Regions from separate parts of the Homo sapiens genome. Here region 2 is linked to region 1. The links are chromatin loops, found by intact Hi-C in ENCODE. Cell type or tissue: endothelial cell of umbilical vein. All regions are shown on one strand. Links, peaks and the distances in the headings refer to the core of each region. The heading gives the core; the rest is flanking DNA. Region 1 has its middle 11 kb from the start of PDCD6IP-DT. Region 2 overlaps FBXL2 (F-box and leucine rich repeat protein 2).

Region 1 (5,380 bases), core at 150-5,149:
TCATTTGAGCCCAGGAGTTTGAGGCTACAGTGAGCTATGATTGCACCATTGCACTCTACCCTGGGTGACAGAGTGAGACTCTTGTTTCAAAAAAAAAAACAAATCAGTACTTAGAATAATCAGTACTTTGTTGGAATAATCCAACAAAATAATAATGAATGACAAATGCACATAAAGAGTTAACTACCATCTTGGCCATGTTGTTTACAACATCAAGAAAGTGGAAACAGGTCAGGTGGGGTGACACATCTGTAACCCCAGTGCTTTAGGAGACTGAAGCAGAAGGATTGTTTGAGGCCAGGAGTTAAAGACCAGCCTGGGCAACATAGCGAGACCCCATCTCTACAAAGAGTTTAAAAATTAGCTGGGGATGGTGGTGTCTGCCTGTAGTACTGGCTACTCAGGAGGCTGAAGCAGGAGGATCATCTGAGCTCAGGAGTTTGATGCTACAGTGAGCTATGATTGCACCACTGCATTCCACCCTGGGTGATGGAGTGAGACCCTGTCTCTCTTAAAAAAGAAAAGAAAAGAAAAAAAGAGTAGAAACAACCTAAATACTCAAAAATAGACAATTGGCTTAAGTCACTCCCATGGCAATGGGATGTTTCAGCAGTTTTAAAGCAAATAAGAAGGCCACTAGCCTGAGGTTGTCTCTGCACCCTGAGCCCTTACATAAGCAAGCTGAAGCCTTATTTATTTATTTATTTGTTTATTTATGTATTTATGTATTTTTATGAGATGGAGTCTCACTCTGTCACCCAGGCTGGAGTGCAGTGGCATGATCTCAGCTCATTGCAACCTCTGGCTCCCGGGTTTAAGCGATTCTTCTGCCTCAGCCTCCCGAGTAGCTGGGATTACAGGCACGTGCCACCACACCGGGCTAATTTTTTATATTTTTGGTAGACAGGGTTTCACCATGTTGGCCTAGCTGGTCTCAAACTTCTGACCTCAAGTGATCTGCCCGCCTCGGCCTCCCAAAGTGCTGGGATTACAGGTGTGAGCCACCGTGCCCAGCCCAAAGCCTAATTTAGAGGTATTTCTTATAACTGACTTAAATAGACAAACAAAAATACAGCCCTAACCAATCACAAACAGCCACTGAGTGAATTGGCTATATAACTAGGTGTCTCCCATCAGATTATACCCAAATAAGGCAAACACTTAGCTGTAGCAATTCAGGTAATTTCTTCACTTTGCTTCTGTGTTCAGCCTATAATAGGTAGGTGCTTCCAGAGCAGAGCCCATAACCTCTTTTGGTCTTGGTGCTTCCCAATTCATGAATCATTCTTTTACTCAAATAAATGTGTTAATTTCATTTAAACTTTTTTTTTTAACAGCAAGATATCATATTAAATTTATCATATAAAAAGTGGCCGTTATTGGTAAGAGGTTGACTTGGGGAAGTGAAATGAGATTTGGTGAGAAAAAAAACTCTCTGCACTCTGTCCATCATTTATTAATAGAATGTTTTCTTTCTAGAGATGAACTATTTCTACTTCTAAACATTGAGGAGATACAAAGAAGGGCTTTTGGCTAGATATGGTGGCTCATACCTGTAATCCCAGCACTTTGGCAGGCTAAGGCAGGAGAATCACTTGAGTCCAGGAGCTCAAGACCAGCCTGGGCAAAAAGCAAGACCCCATTACTATTAAAAAAAAAAAAAAAAAAAAAAAAAAAGAGGCTTTCAGCAATGATAGTGATAAAATTACAAAAAAAAAAAAAAAAAAAAAAAGCAACAGTAACTAACATTGAGTACTTACTGTGTTCTGGGCAGCCTGTCAGGTATTTAATGTATTTTATTTAACTCCCATGATAGCCCTTTGGGGTAGGTAGTATTCTTTATCATCTTTAGGTGTGAAGACTGAGGCTTAGAGACGTTGAGTGAACGGCCTAGAGTGAGTGACACAGCTGATAAATATTGTAGTTAGAATTTAAACTCTGGAAGTCAGGATTCCAGACATTCTTATCCACTGGGCTGAACTGCCTCGAATAAGTAAAGCATCTCCGTTAGTGGAGATCCCCTAATAGCCCTCTGTTCTGGGAGACATACCGAGGGATCATTTTAATTAGGTAGATGTAAGGAAACACAGGGGAAGGTTGTAGCTGGACATGTGGGAATTGACAATGAAGCTCTTTTCATCATTTTCTTTGGTACATGAAGTTCAAAGGCTGCTGGGAGAAAGTCAGCAAATTTTCCCAAAGACTAAGCTTCTGGGAAGGCAGTTACTGAGACCCCTGATCACTTCCTTTAGGAGGGTTAATATTGCTATATCACCTCTGGACTGGAATGGCCCTGACCTGACGTGGCAGCAGCAAAAGACAGGAGAAATTCGCCATGGAGAGGGGAGCCTGGACTGCTTACCTGGACTTAACAATCCTGGCAGCAACAACAAGTTTCTAGCTCAGTTCCTACAAATTTTACTCTAGCATCACACATGTGTCCTAGGAAAAAAGCCCTTTGTGTTTGTAACTTTGGAACCATAGATTGTCAGAGCATTTACATTTTTTTTTTCTTGGTGACAGAGTCTCGCTCTGTCAGCCAGGCTGGAGGGCAGTGATGTGATCTCGGCTCATTGCAACCTCCGCCACCCGGGGTCAAGCGATTCTCCTGCCTCAACCTTCCGAGTAGCGCGTGATCTACCTGCCTTGGCCTCCCAAAGTGCTGGGATTACAGGCACGAGCCACCGCGCCCAGCCCAGAGCATTTAAATTTTAATAGCTCCATCCTGCGAAAGGTCGTGCTGTAGTAGATATTCTGTGTCTCAACAGTGACACCTTGTGGGGCAGAGGTAGCAGAGGCTGGGGGCTGTTTGGACTGGAGTAGTTTTCTATCTTTCTTAAAGTCAGTTATAAGCAGGATTGATCTTTTGGACTCTGTTCCTGAACTTAACATGGAAGGACAAAAACACGTAGAAAACATGATGTACTGTGTACACCTAATCAATTTGAATGTTGAGTTTTGATTTCACTCACAATTCATTCATTAAAGATTAAAAGTACAATGATACACTACTTTTCATCTAACAGGTTAATAAATATTAAAAAGTAGGACAGAATTTAGTGTCAGTGAGGGTATAAGAAAACTATCAAAAACTGTTACTGGAAATAAAAAATCGTGCAAAAAATTGGAAGATAATCTATGATAACATATACCCAAATTTAAAATGCACATATTCTATAATCCAGTAATGCCATCATTAAGAATTTAGGAGTGTTGCTGGGCACGGTGGCTCATGCCTGTAATCCCAGCATTTTGGGAGGCTGAAGTGGGTGGATCATGAGGTCAGCAGTTCAAGACCAGCCTGACCAACATGGTGAAACCCCATCTCTACTAAGAATACAAAAATTAGCCGGGCATGGTCGTGGGCGCCTGTAATCCCAGCTACCCGGGAGGCTGAGGCAGGAGAATCGCTTGAACCCAGGAGGCGGAGGTTGCAGTGAGCTGAGATCGCACCATTGATTGCACTCCAGCCTGGGCAACAGAGCAAGACTCTGTCTCAAAAAAAAAAAAAAAAAAAAAAAAGGAATTTAGGAGTGTTTTCTAATGATTTTTTGTTTGTTTAATGTATCAATTAGGATGCAGTCATTTGTAAAGAACAACGATGAAAAAACCCAATTCAAACATGTTTGAACAATGGAGGGGATTTATTAGGCAATGGACCGAGATCCCAGAAATAGAGTGGACTTCACCTGGGGTTTGACTCAGCATCTCAGAGATATCATCGTCCACCTAGTTTCTTTCTAACTCCGTTTTCTGGCTTCTGGGACATCAAACTAATTCCCTATCAAAGTTATAAGATGGCTGACAACAACTCCCAAGGTATAGTGGACATATGTTTTCTTTATGGCCACAAGGCACCCTTGAAAACCTTTCCTATGGAGAGTTCTCCATCTTATAAGTCCTTATTTTCTCAATGTGAAAATCAGAAATTGTTTCCCAGTCTCCCTTGCAGCTCTGTGAAATCTGGTGACATGAAGATGCAATCACCATGCAGAAACCCTCCTGGCAAGAGTGGCAGTACTAGCTCCAGAAGCAGCAGTTGCAGAAGTTCAGGTGAAAGTCCCTAGGGACCAGCACCCTTGCCAGTGGGGTATTTGTGCTCATTGGGAGCAATGGTGGTGTTTTCTTTGGAGCAGTTCTACAATAGGATAAATTGTTGTGTGGCCCTGAAGCCGGATTCTCTGGTCTTCCAGAGAGTCTATGAACTCATTGATATCCTTTAATAAATTTGCTTTCTGCTTAAATTATCCACAGTTCATTTCTATTGTGTGCAAGAACCCTAATACACAGAGATACTTTTTTTCAGCCACATCTAGAGAGTGGGGTAACTTTCAGAAATTCCCTCAAAAGAGCTAAGAAGCTTCCTTCTCTGTTATCTCTGGCAAACCTCTTTTTACATCTCTATAGTCAGAATTGGGTCATTTTTTTTTTTTCTGTACTACTGGGGCTTGAGGACGGGATTATGATAATGATCTAAGGCCTGAGCCACATTCTTATCCCTTAAGGCTTAAGACAAAGAACAAAGAGGGAGAGGCGAGGACACCCAGGGTGAGATCAGGAGGATACTAACTTCAGAGAGGGGTGAATGGGTGAAAGTATATTGGAGGTAGAAGAACCACAATGCCTACCAGACAGAGCAACTTACATCAAACCCTTTGAACTTCCAAGCTTGCTCCTCACATGTGTGAAGAAGTCTGCATAAACCACTATATTATGTTGCTGTTTGTCACCACCTGGAACATCTGGACAGAGTCCCCAGGATAGGATACAACTTCCTTTCCATGGGGCCAGTCACATTCTTTGCTGTCTTGTTCCTTCATTCTGCCTTTAATGAGGGTGGGGTCAATAAAGAAAATGGCAGTAAATTTCTCTTTAGTTTAATGGAAAATTCCTCTGGAAGTTCACCCCTCATTGATGTACTCCACTTCCTTATTTTTCTCCCCTATTCTTAGGAGCCAATATCTCTGCAACAATGCTTCCTTCTTCTCACCTTTCAAAGCAAGACTTTATTCATTCTCTGAACAACCCACCCCTTCCAAATAGATCAGACTATACCCCTAGCGGTATATTTCTCAAAATTTGGAGCCTGTTCTGAGTAATATGCTTTTCAAGCGAATTTTACCCTTAGTACTAGTGACATTTAGGGCTGGATAATATTTTTGCTATGAGAGACTGTCCTGTGCATTGTAGAATGTTTAGAAGCATCTCTAGCTTCTATCCACTAGAGGCTAGTAGCATCCTCTCCCACCAAGTTGTGACAACCAAAAATGACCACTGGAGAGCAAAATTACCCATTTAATAACAAGTAAGCTAGAATAATACTCTGGGGGAGACTGTGCTGGGTGAGAGTAGAGGAGTTCTCTTATATTCCAAGTTAGGG
Region 2 (5,380 bases), core at 74-5,073, 400 kb before region 1:
TTGGTACCTACCTAGGTACGAAAGTTCTACCCTTGGCATACTCAGCATTCCTCAAAAAGACCATCAGTGTTAGCACAAACTGAGCAGAAAAAATAAGCTGTTGATTTTCTACCTGATACTTAAGCCAGTGGCCTACTTTAATTCACAATTCCATTTTGATTAGCAGGACTTTTCCACTTTGAAGATAAATAGCAACTTTATCAAAGTGACTGTACTGCAAATTAATTCATAATGCCTGATAGTTTTATATATAGAGACTTATGTGGAAGGCATGTTAATAGGTTTCCATGAGACACCAAAGAAAAGAGGACTCTATACTGGGTGGAGCAGGGTCTTCACCTTTTTGTTTCTGTCAACTTGTCATATACACCTCCAGGGACCAAAAACAAAAGCAGCTCGGAGTCTGTGTTGCCTGATTGGAAAGTAGAAGCTCTGGTGTATGCTACAGCACATAACACATTTTTACTAAAGGAAAAAAGCTAATTATGTCCATGCCTCTCGTAAAACTGGGGGGAACCTTAAAGAGAAAGAACTAAGGCTTAAGTTATCTGTAGTATAATCAATTAGAAGTAATGAATGGATGCATGTAAAATGGATGTGATTTTTTTTCAAGCTTATTTTGAAATCTTAAAAATCAGGTTACACCATAGCTACTCAAAAGTTTTACACACTTAAAACTCAGATCAGTAAGTGTTGGTACCTTTTAGACTCATAAAATTGAATAAACCATTGCAATGCTTTAAAAAAAATTAAGTCAGAGGGTTTTATTGCTATGATTTTATGGCAGACACATCCAAGCAAAACCATTTTCCAAATGCAGACCTTCCTGATGTTATCTGAAATCTGATAAAATGACCCTACTCTCTGCTGTGGTTCATTCTTGCTCCATGCTGTCCATATTTATGATCTTTATTAAGAACCTGTCAATCAGTCATCACCACCTTCATTGTAAACTTAGGTGTTCATGGTGGCTGGCCCTTCCAAACAACCACTCCCCCAAACTGAAGGGCCAGAGCTCATGAGAAACTTAAAAGTGAAACGGCAAAAGCAAGATGTGTTCCCATGACTACCAATACCTTTATTAGGCAGTTTTAGAAGTGTTTTTAAGGATATATTATGTCAGCTGCATTCTAGGAAGAGAAGCAGATTATATATATATATAATCTCCCCATAAACGGACTTAGCACAATTATCATCAGAGTAAGCATTAAAGTCATTTTATTGCCTTATGATATATTCCAGTATTCCTTGGTCTAAAAATTGTGTGGATACCATAGCAGTTAGTTAAATATACATTTATACCCACTGTTTGTTGTGGAAGAGATGATGGGGGAGGAGGACTGATGCAGGAAGCAACTTCAATAAATGAGCATATAACAGACTTGCTTCAGTGATTATGAATTAGTTTAGTTTCTATTAAAAAAAATTAACTTAAGGCTGGCCACGGTGGTTCATGCCTATAATCCCAGCACTTGGGGAGGCCAAGGCGGGTGGATCACCTGAGGTCAGGAGTTTGAGACCAGCCTGGCCAACACAGTAAAACCCCATCTCTACTGAAAATACAAAAATTAGCCGGGCGTGGTGCTGGGCACCTGTAATCTCAGCTACTCGGGAGGCTGAAGCAGGAGAAATGCTGGAACCCAGGAGGCGGAGGTGGCAGTGAGCCGAGATTGTGCCATTGCACTCCATCCAGCCCAGGAGACAACAGTGAGACTCCATCATCATCTCAAAACAAAACAAACAAACAAACAAAACAAACCACCAGAGCCTTCTATACATGATTGATTTCTTTTGAGCCAGGATACAACCTATCATCAGTCACAGCTATTGGACTTGATGCTCAATGATCCATGGCCTCATTTACAAAACAGGAGAACCTCTTGTAAGAAAATCAGGTTTGCAGGCTGGGCACGGTGGCTCACGCCTGTAATCCCAGCACTTTGGGAGGCAGAGGCGGGCGGATCGTGAGATCAGGAGATCAAGACCATCCTGGCTAACACAGTGAAACCCCGTCTCTACTAAAAATACAAAAAAAATTAGCCGGGCATAGTGGCGGGTGCCTGTAGTCCCAGCTACTCAGGAGACTGAGGCAGAAGAATGGCGTGAACCCGGGAGGCAGAGCTTGCAGTGAGCCGAGATTGCGCCACTGCACTCCAGCCTGGGTGACAGAGCCAGACTCCGTCTCAAAAAAAAAAAAAAAAAAGAAAATCAGGTTTGCTTCCTTTTAAAGTCTGGAATAGTTTAGTTAGTTAGTTAGTTAGTTAGTTAGTTAATGGAATAACAACATATCCTCAGTTGCATCAGCTTTCAGAAAATAAACTGAAAAGGAAAAAACTATGAGCCTAACCTCTTACTACATTTAGACTGGCTCAGAATACACACAGGGAAACTCCTTGATTCTATGACACGAAGTGACAGTAGCAGGAACTGGGATTTTAAATGAGACACACATTTGCAAAACAATCAGAAAACATTTATTATACTGAAATGTGTACATCCTACTATTAAAAAAACAAAGTAACAAATTTGCTGGTGCCAAAATTTATTTAGCCTGTTTCACTGGGACAAACTCACGTTCAATGCCACTCAGTATAATTTCAAGTCTGATAAGCATCTAAGTATTTTTACCCCGCTTCTAAAACCTGATGAGGAATTCAAAATAAGCACACAGCATTAAATGACATTTATTGTTCCATAAATCTTGAGACCCAAAAAGGAATGCTAAATAGACAAGCAAAACTTTTAAAACAAACGAGATAAACTCACTTCTTTCCCCAGTGACTGGTACAGAAAACATGTGGTCACACGAAAGCAAAGGGAAAAAGTCAGAAAGGAAAACTCTCTGCCTATAGGATCTATAGGAGTTACAGATATTTTCAAATCGATGATGAAAATAGATCGTGCTTCTTTGTAGCAAATAATTAACCCCCTTTATGAATAAAACATAAAATGTCAAAGCTTTTACTCACTGAAGTAGTTTGTCTTCTGGGAGAGATTTCAAACTCAAAATTACTCATTTCCTATTTTTTGCCTGAACACAATGAGGATCAAATAGTACATTCAAATCAGGACACCTGGGTATATGGACAAAGATATCCTACAATTAAAATGGAATAGAAGTTAAAAAAAAAATTCAGTCCCCTACACCACAGGCCTCAAACATGCTTGCTGATGGATTCTGGGAAGGTTTTGGATGAAGGACGGAGATATGGGAGGAAAGTGAGAAAACAGTGGATTCCCTTTGAAAAGTATGCTAGCAGACAAGCATTTGGTTTTATGAAAGAGGCACTCTTATAGAGAAAGAAGCTAGTATGTGGTGTATAAAAAGCCCCTAAATCATCACCAGAATGTCTATCCATGATTGTACTAAAGCTCAATATTTGAGAGGCTTAAGGGATTTGTATGGTACATTTTAGTGTTTGATTGATAACATCTAGTGTTTCCAGAAAAAAATTCATCTTGTTCATAATGAAGATCCCTTAACACCTAGTCAGAAGCTATCAACAATAATACTTTCTCCCCCTACTTGGGTCACCTATTTCCAATGTCTGGGGTAGGGCTTTAAAAATGTTTAATAGGATGGTGGGGGTGGGGGGTTAGGGTGGGGGTGGTCAGAGATGGAGGGAGAGAGGGAAGAAAATGAGAGAAAAACCACGAGTTTAAAAGGCAAGGAATCTCCAAAAATGAAAACCAGAAACTAAAATGCTAAAAATGGAAGCAGAAGCAAAAAAGTTTTTCAATAAATCTGTGACAAAGCCAAAACACAAAAGTCTTTGTACCTATTAGGATTTACACTGATCCTCTCACCAAGGTACTCCTGATAATGCAGTTTGCTTCAAGCCCATCTTCCTGGCTTGGATCTTCTCCAATCTGGCATGATCATATCAAACGTACACCCTCAGACATGATTTCTTCCAAGAAGGTGCCGAGCCTCTTACCTGACCACCAACGGCCACATCAGCACAACACAACTCTCCGCATACAGATTCACTGCTGGCCCCACAACAGCACTGTCCCCCATCTCCTCTCCAGGTCAGCATAAGGTTCAGGCAATAAAAGCCAAACTGGCACAGAAAGGTAAATGCCCACAGTAAGTTTCTACATTCATTTCCAAACCGCATACAGTGTAAAAAGACAGCAAAGGCTGCTTCTAGGAACTGTATTTACTGGCCTCTGCCAGAGCAGCAGGCAGCTATGCCTGCACCGTGGCCTCCAGAGCTGGATGCATGCTGTGCCGATGTGCTCACTCTCATGAGGATGCTTGGCTATGGCAGTGACAGTGAGGAGATTCACCTCTCATACAGCTCATTAGAAAGGTCATCTTGTGTTTTCAATATGAAACATTTCATATGGTAAAATCCAATCCCAAGACTTCTTGGATTCAGTCTTCACACACTTTTAAGCGTGACTATTTGGTACTGAATACAGTTCAGTCTATATAAGACATCACTTCAAAATTATGTGGATGCCATCACTACTTTCAGCTGCAGAAAAAGGAAAGACAGTATTTCTTCAGTCAGGCTTAGGAAATTAAGCCTATTAAATGGAAAACTCCCTGCCAACTACAACCTCCCTTCCCAATTCAGAGGTTACCTTTAAATGATTCTAGAGAAACAAGCAGATTAACTTGCTCTAGCTCCTCTTCCCCCAAAAAACTTCATGTACACATTCCCTTTTTAGACATTCTGCGAAGCCTGGCCCACTATCAACGCCCGCATTCCAACACTGTCTGCCAGTTCTGGGGGTAGGGGGACATCTATCAAGACACACAATAATAGTGCTGTCCATAAGGGGAGCAAGAGCTAGAAGGAGAACAGGTGAAATATACTGTGTCAGGGCAGAGGACCTGAGGGAGTAAATGCAAATGTGTACATCTACCTTTTCCAGAAAAATTTCTGAGCTACTCACAGAGATTTCAAACATTTTAAAACTGTATCATTCCTTTTGCCTAGTGTTTCTCAGTAAATAGTGAGAAGCAATATAGGCATTCATAAAAAAATGATTTTTCTCATGACGACAAAGTTTAAAAAAAAAAACAAAACAGTAAATTGAGATTAGAGGGGAGATCCTATGATTTCTAATACCAAAAAATGTCTGCTGGTTTCACAAAACAAAACTATGCAATTATAGTATATGTCTTCTTTTTCAGACAATGTCAGTTATGCAAGGTAAAAACTGTACTGCTGTGAAAACAAAAGACTGAGCAGAAGGGTACTAGGCTAAAGATGTTTCTGAAAGAGTGAACCAGTTCAGAGTTAAAACTCAGCCTTGCAGGTAACCTGATGGCATACGCAACATGTGAGGCGCAAAATAAAATCAGTATTTCAGTAGTCTGGGGACACCTGACACACATGACATCTCCCTCTTCTAGGGGCAGCTT

The links. Peaks named below come from ENCODE experiments on the same cell type or tissue, not always from the same donor. Only the 100,000 strongest peaks of a DNase experiment are listed, where the experiment ranks them.
Region 2: it touches region 1 in a loop (8-fold over the local background); 15 of 110 quality-filtered maps call a loop at or near these places.

Annotation. Positions count from the first base shown.
Region 1 is chr3:33,784,826-33,790,205 of GRCh38, forward strand. No RefSeq gene overlaps it. Among named protein-coding and RNA genes, the nearest start is that of PDCD6IP-DT, 11 kb to the right of the region's middle. RefSeq lists a silencer at 2,636-2,695 and an enhancer at 4,424-5,321. In endothelial cell of umbilical vein, for the core only: a CTCF peak has its summit at 2,806 (motif pointing left); a DNase peak (open chromatin) is centred at 2,756.
Region 2 is chr3:33,385,885-33,391,264 of GRCh38, forward strand. It overlaps FBXL2 (F-box and leucine rich repeat protein 2), which reads left to right. Exons shown (of 15, transcript NM_012157.5): 15 at 1-2,208. UBP1 (upstream binding protein 1) reads right to left here. Exons shown (of 16, transcript NM_014517.5): 16 at 2,452-4,484. The coding sequence ends at 4,447. Among named protein-coding and RNA genes, the nearest start is that of UBP1, 52 kb to the right of the region's middle. In endothelial cell of umbilical vein, for the core only: no CTCF peak of the experiment used is centred there; a DNase peak (open chromatin) is centred at 3,037; H3K27ac peaks cover 1,740 bases.